Regions from separate parts of the Homo sapiens genome. Here region 2 is linked to region 1. Evidence: chromatin contacts called from ENCODE Hi-C or POLR2A ChIA-PET data. All regions are on one chromosome and are shown on one strand. Each heading gives the region's core, a stretch centred on a gene start or an enhancer-like site at or near the end of the contact. The rest is flanking DNA. Distances are from core to core; before and after follow the strand shown. Region 1 holds the start of FAM117B (family with sequence similarity 117 member B). Region 2 holds the start of CREB1 (cAMP responsive element binding protein 1).

The links. Hi-C counts contacts between places; a loop is a spot of excess contacts on that map. ChIA-PET counts read pairs that join two places held with the same protein, here RNA polymerase II (POLR2A). Pooled maps may share reads with other maps.
Region 2: a pooled map shows a loop between it and region 1 (21-fold over the local background). The contact joins the promoter of CREB1 here to the promoter of FAM117B in region 1. A Hi-C loop is called at or near these places in 5 of 50 pooled maps. POLR2A ChIA-PET finds 5 or more read pairs at or near these places in 2 of 52 experiments (CD8-positive, alpha-beta memory T cell and activated naive CD4-positive, alpha-beta T cell).

The regions. Positions count from the first base shown.
Region 1 is chr2:202,631,910-202,636,785 of GRCh38, reverse strand. It overlaps FAM117B (family with sequence similarity 117 member B), which reads right to left and starts at 1,817. Exons shown (of 8, transcript NM_173511.4): 1 at 998-1,817. The coding sequence starts at 1,598. RefSeq lists silencers at 770-1,209, 1,310-1,359, 1,550-1,779.
Region 2 is chr2:207,527,562-207,532,266 of GRCh38, reverse strand. CREB1 (cAMP responsive element binding protein 1) reads right to left here and starts at 2,305. Exons shown (of 8, transcript NM_004379.5): 1 at 2,133-2,305. LOC124907970 (a long non-coding RNA gene) reads left to right here and starts at 2,670. Exons shown (of 3, transcript XR_007088060.1): 1 at 2,670-2,831; 2 at 3,654-3,750. RefSeq lists enhancers at 1-86, 87-588, 2,177-2,276, 2,537-2,736 and silencers at 997-1,166, 1,877-1,926, 1,957-2,086, 2,757-2,936.

The DNA.
Region 1 (4,876 bases), core at 568-3,067:
TTTCCTGAAATTCCCAACCATTCTGCCTGGAAAATTCTAACAGAAGTTCCCCAGACAAGGAAAGACAAAGATATATGTTGACAAAAATGAATACGTAAGTAAAAACCACCCATTTCTTTCCTTAAGGCAACAAGATTATAAATTTTATTCCTTTCCACTTCCCACAATTTGAATTTCTCTTTTGAGTTACTCTTTATGAATGACTCCATTGGCACCCAACAGCTCCATTCAGGACCTTCCCCAAGAAAGCTTCCAGGTAAACAGAAAAACAACGAATGTTAGCTCCCTAAAACAATAACAAGATGGAGACAAAACACTGGATTCTGTTTTTCTACATTCAAAACACAGAATCAGTACACAAAATCAGAAATACACCCAGAGCCTCAGACAAAACCCATAAACCTTCCTAAGGAATCTTGTTTAATTTTCACTTCTTGCTACCCATTTATCAAGTCTTAGGAAATGCTAAAACACGGTTCTCAGCCTCCTCTGTTCAGTGATCCAAATCTGCCACTGCTAATGCATTCAGTACCCCAGATCTGAAACTGTTTTGTGAACAGAAATACTTAGCAGCAGCAGATATGGGCTATGCCAACATTAACCTTGTCCCTAAAACAAAGTGACAAACCACTCCTAGCCTCACCCTCAAGGGAGGGTAAGCAGTAACGACTCCTCCAGGAGTAAGGCCAGGAAGCCAGGTTTATCATTAACACTCATCAGCTCAAGCCCAAGGTTTAGCCGCTGCACCTCCACCACCAGGGAGCCGTGCGGGGCGGGCAGAGGGGTGAATGAGGCGGGCGGGCGGGCGGGGCGTAGGGTAGGCCCGGGAAAGGCGGGGCCGCACTGCCGGGTCCCCCACCGCCCGGCACCGCCCCCAGCCCCGCCCCCAGCCACCCGGGCTCCGCGGCAGCTCTGCAGTCCCCGCGCGATTGCAGCGCGCGCCCGGGACCCCTTCCCGCAGCCGCCTCCCCCTTGCTGCGCGACCCCCAGCACTTACCTGCTTTGCAAACCGGGGCGCTGGGGCTCCTCTTCTCCGGCGAGCTTCGGCTCTGCTCCGGAGACCTCCTCCGATGCCGGACGCGGGCTGGGGGTGGGGCCGCGCTCACCTCGCCGGTCCACAGGTGGGTGGGCGACGAGCTGGGCGACGACACGGTGCCCAGCAGCGGCGGCGGCGGCGGCGGCCGTGGGGGGCTCCCGCGAGCTCCAGGCGCGGCGCTGCGCGTGGGGCTGGTGCCTCGCGTGGACGTCGCGGACGCGCCCGTCTGCGTGGCCACCGTGGGGCTGGTGCGCGCGGCCGCGTTCCCGCCGCCGCGCGTGGGGCTGGTGCTGCGCGAGGCGGTGCGCGGGCCACCGCCGCCGCCGCCGCCTGCGGGGCCTGAGGCGCCACCACAGCAGCCACCGTTGTTGTTGCCGCCGCCGCCGCCGCCGCTCCGCGTGGGGCTGCCATGTTGCTGCTGCTGCTGCTGCTTCAGCTGGAACGGAACCGTCGCCCTCATGGGCTGCAAGCGGCTCCCGGGTCCCCCGGCCGTGGCCACCGCACCACCCCCAAGGGAGCCGGCCGGCGTGGGGGACCCATTGCGCCTCACCCGCTGGGACATGGTCCCCCCCCTCCCCGGTGACTGGGCGAGACGGGGGGTTTTGTTGTTGTTGGGCTGCAGGGGGAGGATTCTCGAGGCCGGAGGGCAGGCCCCCCAAGACGGGGTGACGAAGCCGGACTCCGGGGTGCAGGGGGAGACCGGGCCGGGGCAGGCAGCAACGAGGTGGTGCAGCCGCCGCCGCCGCCGCCGCCGCTCCTCATCAACAATAGTGTCTCCTCTGCTGCCCCCGCCCCCCACGATCGCCCATTGGTGCAGCGTCAGCCGCGCTCGAGCCGCTCCACTGCTCCCATTGGCTACGAGCAGCTCGGGTCCCGGGCCCCCGAGGCCTTGAGAGCCTGGGTGTGCGCGGAGACCGTCTGCTCTTTAAAGAGAAAGAGACCCGCCCCCCGCGGGGAGGGAGCGGAGGAAATGGGCCCTGTGTGTATGTGTAGTGTGCGCGCGTGTGTGTGTACACGTGAGTGCCCGTGTACGCGCGCGCCTAGCCACGCGCGCCTTTCCTTTCCCGCCGGGGGGAGCCCTGGGGACTCAGACTCTGGAAGGTTGCCAAAGGAAATGTCCAGACCCGGAGCAGTTCCCAGGGATGGTCTGAAGCCTTTTCCGCATAACTCATTTCCTTACCCCAGTGTTCACTTGTGTTCACCTGTACGCGCATCTCGTTCGGGCTTTTATTCTTAATGTTTTTGTTCTGCCCTAATTCCATCTACCTATGGGCAGGGCTCAAAAGGAGAAGAAATTTAACTAATCTTACTGGCATTTTACGCCCCTCTCCTTTTATTTTTTAGAGCTCTACAAAGAGGCAAATCTCAGAAAGATTAAACTTGCCTGTTAGAATGCGATTTTAGATAGTATCTATAGAGTTCAGTTACCACATGTTATTCCTACCCTCCTGTATCTCAAGTAATCAAGACTATTTTAATCAGCTGCTTCGCTGTTCCCTGATACCTTGGAAGGATGGCTGCTACCTTACCAGTTTGTAAAGTGCTATAGTTTACAGAGGGCCTTATTTGATTCTACACGATCATTGTTTGAGACAGAACTGGGACAGCCATCCATATTTTTGTCTAGCGGAGGAAACAAGTCTTTGGTGTGGCAAAGACTCGGGAAGGCAGGCAGTGACACTATTTCTAAAATGACCTAAAGGGCTCCTCATCAAGAAAATAAAAAATGGTGGAGCCAAAACCTACACTCCCACCTGTCTGGCTATAAATTGCCTATCCATGACCTCTTTTCCCTCTACTATTTTTATTAGTTGTACATGCTAGACAGATTTCGTCGTGTAAAAATGTGGGAGTGGAGGGCATAGTATGATTCACTCTGGACCTGAAATCCTACTGGGTCCCTTTGCGCGGTGGTGGAAGGCCTTTTTTTTTTTTTTTTGAGAAGAAGTCTCTCTCTGTCACCTAGGCTGGAGTGCAGTGGCGGAGTGCACTGGCTCGAATCTCGGCTCAGTGCAACCTCCGCCTCCCGCGTTCAAGCAATTCTCCTGCCTCCGCCTCCCAAGTAGCTGGGATTACAGGCGCGTGCCGCCACGCCCCGTAATTTTTCTGTTTTTAGTAAAGAGGCGGTTTCACCATGTTGGCCAGGGTGGTCTTGATCTCTTGATCTCATGATCCGCCCACCTCGGCCTCCAAAAATGCTGGAATTACAGGCGTGAGGTGGAAGGCTTTTAAAGACCTAGAGAGGAGGCCGGGTGTGGTGGCTCATGCCTGTAATCCCAGCACTTTGAGAGGCTGAGGCGGGCGGATCACCTGAGGTCGGGAGTTCGAGACCAGCTTGACCAACATGGAGGAAACCCCGTCTCTACTAAAAATACAAAATTAGCCGGGCGTGGTGGCACATGCCTGTAATCTCAGCTACTCGGGAGGCTGAGGCAGGAGAATCGCTTGAACCCGGGAGGCAGAGGTTGGAAGGAGCCGAGATCGTTCCATTGCACTCCAGCCTGGGCAACAAGAGCGAAACTCTGTCTTAAAAAAAAAAAAAATTAAAAAAAAAAGACCTAGAGAGGAAATTAAAATCCCATGACCACCACTTACTCTGTGACCTTGAGTGGATCACTAGCCAGTCTCCTTATCTGTAAAATGCAGTTAAACAGTACCATGTGCTTCATACTGTTGTTATGATTATTAACCAAGGATGATATGAGAATGTGGTGTGTAGAAGATGGTCAGCACTTCCAGAGTCTCCATGTGATTCAGAGACCCACATCTCTCCTTACCATCCATTCCCCTTTCTCCTCCTCTCTCCCCCTCCACAGAGAAAGCCCCAGCCCCTTAGCCCAGGAACCTGCCTTAAGTTGGCTGGTGCTCTGGATAGATCTGACGTCACTATCTGGCCCCTACAGCCTGGTGTGAGGCCAAAAACAGCTTCTCACTGGATAGGAACATACAGGAAACTGCCAGCAGGATCCATGCAAAGAGCCAAGTCTGGTCTGAAAAGCATGGATAGACAAGATATGCCTTTAAATAAGGATGTAATCCCAGCACTTTGGGAGGCCAAGGCAGATCACTTGAGGTCAGGTGTTCGAGATCAGCCTGGCCAACATGGCGAAACCCTGTCTCTACTAAAAATACAAAATTAGCCAGGCATGATGGCACATGCCTATAATCCCAGCTACTCAGGAGGCTGAGGCAAGAGAATAGCTTGAAACCCGGAAGTCAGAGGCTGCAGTGAACGGAGATCTCGCCACTGCACTGCAGCCTGGACGACAGAGCCAGACTCTGAAATAAATAACTCATGGAGGCTGTATGTGGTATGTGGTATTTTGTCTTGCACAAAGTAGGACCTCAATACATATTTACTGAATTAATCCAAAGGAAGTCCTGCAGCCCTGGTGTCCTTAGCTTCCTGATCAATTGATTTGGATATCACCAAACTAGAGACATCTTTGTTGGTGGCAAGAGGCTTTTAGCTTGCCTGAGCTGAAGAACTGATTTCAGCAGATCTTATTAGATTTCATTAAATCAACTGATTTCACTAGATCAAAGAGCTTAAAAAAATGTCCTTGGCTCAGTCATGAGATCTGATGGAGCCATTTCGCCTTTTGCTTCTAGTTATGTTTCCTACAGAAACTCAAACCTACAGTTCCAGGAAATTTGTTTTCATCTTATTTGATAGCTTACCTCACTCATCAGTGTAGGGCTTAACTTTAAACAAATGAGAGCACTTCAATTAAAGCAGGTAATTAACCACTTCAGCACCCTTTGTACTAAAGGATATTTGTGATGACTTGTAAATCAAAGCTTTGAAACCATGAAATTTGGCAGGGCACTGTGGCTCAT
Region 2 (4,705 bases), core at 1,056-3,555, 4.9 Mb before region 1:
ACTGCAACCCCAGCCCCCCGAGTAGCTGGGATTACAGGCGCGTGCCACCACACCCGGCTAATTTTTGTATTTTTAGTAGAGATGGGGTTTCATCATGTTGGCCAGGCTGGTCTTGCACTCCTGACCTCAAGTGATCCGCCCGCCTCGACCCCCCAAGTGCTGGGATTACAGGCCTCAGCCACCGCGCCCGACTTATATTCTTAACAAGAAAAAAAATTCTACTCTACTGATAGTGGCTTGCGGAACAACATAAAGGAAAAATGGTAAGCTACCATTATCAATACTATAATTTTTTCAGTGCTCGGAAATAAAATCATTTCCCCAATCTTTATAGAAAACCTGCCTTTATTGCCTCTTCTTAATTTTCTTGGAAATGACAAATTGCCAATGTGGTCTTTTAAAGAGAAGCAATACAGCAAAGCACGTTTTGGAAAAGTGACTAGAATACAGAAAAATAAGACAGTGCTTCTGCTGCCAATCAATATTTGTTCTTAACCAGAAGGTTTGTACGTATCAATCACAATGCAATCATACAGTGACAGACAAGTATTTTTAAAACAAACTTGTTCGTCTTTTGCACCACCTAAAATAACTGTTCGGGGCTTTACTTTTAAATCACGAAATGAGCCATAAATGTAAAAGATTTCAATAGGCAGCAATCAAAAGTATCTTCTACTAAACCTTCAGAAGTTAGACGCCAGCTGAGGTTAGAATTATAACTTGAGATGGTATTACAAACTTAAATAGGTCATACCGCACGTCCTTCAAAAACTGTCTTTTAATTTTTAATGTGTCAATGACTTTTCTGCTGTCCTCTTTTCCCAACAGGCGAAGAAAAAATACAGCTTGTGGCTTAAATTGTCAATCTCAAGACGGGGGTTACCTACTGCATGAGACAAATAATGGATACTTTAATGTCTATTTTTAGTAGTAGTATTAAATCAATCTCTCATTAAAGTTCACACAGAAATTCGTGGGAAATATGGTAGGGGGAGTGGGACGGAGGGTGAGGGGAGATCCAGATGACCCAAACGCGGTTGGCAAGGTTGCACCCCGCGAAATGATGTAAAACAAGAGTACATCGGCTGATACTCGTTCCAACGAAGTGTTTCAGAATGATAGATCTCAAGTGATGATTACCTTATTAAAAAGGGTTAAAACCGAAACTGTTTTCAAACACCAGCTTCCCTTTTATAAGATCCCAACAGTTTAAAAAGTTATTATAAATGTTTTTCTTAGCACCCTTTCTCCCAAAAAGCATGCATTTCCATGACTGACTTTAAAAAAAAAAAAAAAGCAAAGGGGTGAGGGAGTCAAAAATTCCCCCCAAAAGCACAAGCTCTCATCTCTCAACTAAGCAACACAGGGCAGAAAGCAGCATTTCCTCAACGGTGTAGGAGCGGGGGGGAAAGGGCACGAATAAAATACAGCACGAGAGGAAACCTTGGGTTTCGAACTTTATTGCACAAAGAGTGGAGAGAAGAGTAGGTCAGACGTTGCAGCTCTTCCCCTTGCGAAGCGGGCATGGCAGGCACCGAAGCCACCGGGAAGGCAGCAGGCACCTTCACCTCCTCTGCCCTCAACTGTCGCCTTCTTCCTCCTCCATCCCCCACCGGCACCTAGGCGGCGGCTGCCCCGGAGGCCCGGCCGGGTCGGGCCGGGGGCGAGGCGGGCGGCGGGGGCCGGACGAGCGAGCGGCGCGGGGGGCAGCGCCGGGCCGAGCGGGCGGCCTCCCCCGGGGCGGCTCCGGGTTCCCGGCTCCGCGCCCGGCCCGGCGGCGGCGGCGGGAACGCGGGCGCCAGCTCGCCGCGGCCGGCCGCCCGCACACACCCCCGGCCGCCGGCTCCCACCCCGCCCGCCGCCCGCCGCCCGCCGCCCCCCGCCATGAGCGCCGCCGCTGGCTGCAGGCAGAGTCGCTGCCGCCCCGGCCGCCGCTGGCTCCAGTCCGCCGCCATTATTCTTTGTTCGCTGCGAGCGGCGGCGATGTTGTGGGGCTCGGGCGGAGGCTCCATCTTTACCGCGGCCCCTCCTGCGAGGGGAAGGCCCCAAGCGCGGGTGTCCGGCGCCTCCCCGTCCCCCCTCCGTCCCCCCGGCTCTCTCTGGCTCCTGCCTCCTCCTCCTGCTCCTCTTACCGGTGGTACAAGCTCCTCCGTCACTGCTTTCGTTCACGGCCCGGATCTCGCTGGAGTTTTATTCTCTCCCCCACGTAACACACCGCGTCAAACTACACCTCCGCCGCGTCACTCACCAACACTCCGCTTCTCCCAGCCGCCCGGGCCACAGGCAGCAGCAGCCGCCGCCGACTGAGGAGCCGCAGCCAGGGAGCCAGCCAGCGCCGCCCAGTGCCGAGTGCGCAGCGGCCGCGCACGGAAACAGCCGAGCTAGGCCCGGAGCAGCTCGAGCGGCCCCGCCCCCGCGCTGGGGACGGAACTTGCCGAAGACCTTCGGGTTTCTTCGGGCGACGAGAAGGGGTTCCGCGGGGAGAGGGAAGGCGAAGGCGGGCTGAGCCCGGCGCCGGGAGGAGTGGTCTAAACTCCACCGCGGCTTTCGCATCGGTAAAGCCGGCAGCGGAAATTTGAAGGAGGAAGCGGGGTTTGTGTGTGGCCCAGTGGGGGAATTCCCGAGGGGTGTCGGCGACTTGGTGGAAACCCCCGCTCAGGCCTGCCCCTGCGGCGGTGAGCGGCGGGCTAGAAGGCGGCTGCGGCTGCCCTGGCTCTGCTCTTGACCGCCGCCAGCCCCGGGAACTTTCCGACGCCGCCGGGAGACGGGGGACGGGCAGCCCGGGCTGGGACGCGGCCGGACCGCTGGAGCCGTGCGGGCTGGGGAAGAAGGTCTGCTGCGCCTCTGCCAACGTCCCGGGGCCTGGGACCCGGGGGCGTCGTGGGACCCCCGTGGGGACGGGTTTTCCTTTCCGAGACTCCGCGGAGAAACCTGGCGGCCGCCAGCGGAGCATGCTTTTCCGGGGGGCGCTGGCCCCGATACTGTGGCACCTTGCGGGGCTCTGCCCGGACCATGGCTGACGTCGACGGCCCTCGGAGGCCTCCAAGCCACACAACCTGCCCGGACCCCTGGAAATATGCCCCATCCTACCTCCCCGCCTTTCTCCAGACAACATCCTGTGTCGCTTTCTTTCCTCAGCCTGTTTTCTACAGCAGGGATTCGCACCCACTGCACCCTAAACCCAGCAGGGGGACTTCCGTGGCTGGAAACTACTGAATTGTTCTTTCAGAGGTCTCTCAGGACGGCACCACTAGGTCCCCATTCTCCTTGATAGTGAACTCTGCAGCCCTCTCCTTGGGGTTTCAAGTCTTTTTTTTTTTTTTTTTTTTTTTAATGAGACGGAGTCTAGCCCTTGTCGCCCAGGCTGGAGTGCAGTGGCACGATCTCGGCTCACTGCAACCTCCGCCTCCCGGTTTCGAGCGATTCTCCTGCCTCAGCCTCCCTAGTAGCTGGGATTACAGGCACCTGCCACCACACCTGGCTAATTTTTGTGTTGTTAGTAGAGACGGGGTTTCACCATGTTGGCCAGGCTGGTATGGAACTCCTGACCTCAGGTAATCCACCCGCCTCGGCCTCCTAAAGTGGTGGGGTTACACGTATGAGCCACCGCGCCCGGCCTCAAGTCTTAATCATTCTTTTTCTGTCCTTTAAAGGAGACGTGTCTTTAGGAAGCAGAGAGGGTTCGATTCTGGACTCCGCCCATGACTCACTTCTCTTGTAAAGAAAGAGTTGTCCTTCCTGGTACTCCAGGTACCCTACTGTTTTCTTATGGACTTTGCCCTTAACGAGTCTCCTTTCCTTCTGTTACTCTCAACCTTTCCTTCTCTACCGGCTCTTTCTTACTGGTATTTAAACATGCTTAAGTCTTTCAATTCTTTAAAAAGATTTCTCTTCTCCCTAAATTGCTCTCCAACAACTGCAGCTGTCTCTTACCCCATGGACAGTCTTTCATGTCCCACCTCCCAGCCCTCTCCAGTGTCCCCACCGCTCACCTGAAGTGGCTCTGAATTGTCCACAGACAAGCTTCATGACTGTAAATGCAGCGGATCATTTTCAGTCCTCATTTTACAAGCCCTCATCCCAGTATTTGACGCGATTGACCACAGTTGCTTCCAAATACCCTCTTCCCTCTGGTCTTATGTCCCAGGTTTCCTCCCTACCTGAGTTTGCTCTTTAACAACCAGCTCCTCCTTGATCTACCTCTTACACATTGGAATCATGCTGAGCTGAACCCTGGCCCTCTTACTGAGTCTCCCCATACACTTTCCTAGGTGGTCTTATGCTCTCCCAGCAGCATCAAATACCCTCTGTCAAAGACTCTTCAATCCATAACTCAAGCCTAGATCTTGCTCTGGAATCCTACATTCATAGTTCCCAGCATACTGCCTTTGGTACACTTTCATTTGGATGACTTAGGGCATTTCAAACTCAACCCGTATATCATAATTCCTTCAAAACGCTCCTCCCATAGTCCCTGGTTCAGTAAAGGGTATCTTAACATCTACCCAGTTCATGCCAGAAACCTAGCACACCTCCAACACACAGCAGAATCACCTACATCTGTCTGCTCCCTGGAAAATTGGATTTGTGACCTCTCTCTGTTCCCATGACCATTTTTTCATTCCCATTCTAGTCTAAACCACTGTTGCCTCTTGCTTGAAGTCCCACAGTAACCCATTCAGGTCCTCCAAAACTGCTCTTGCCT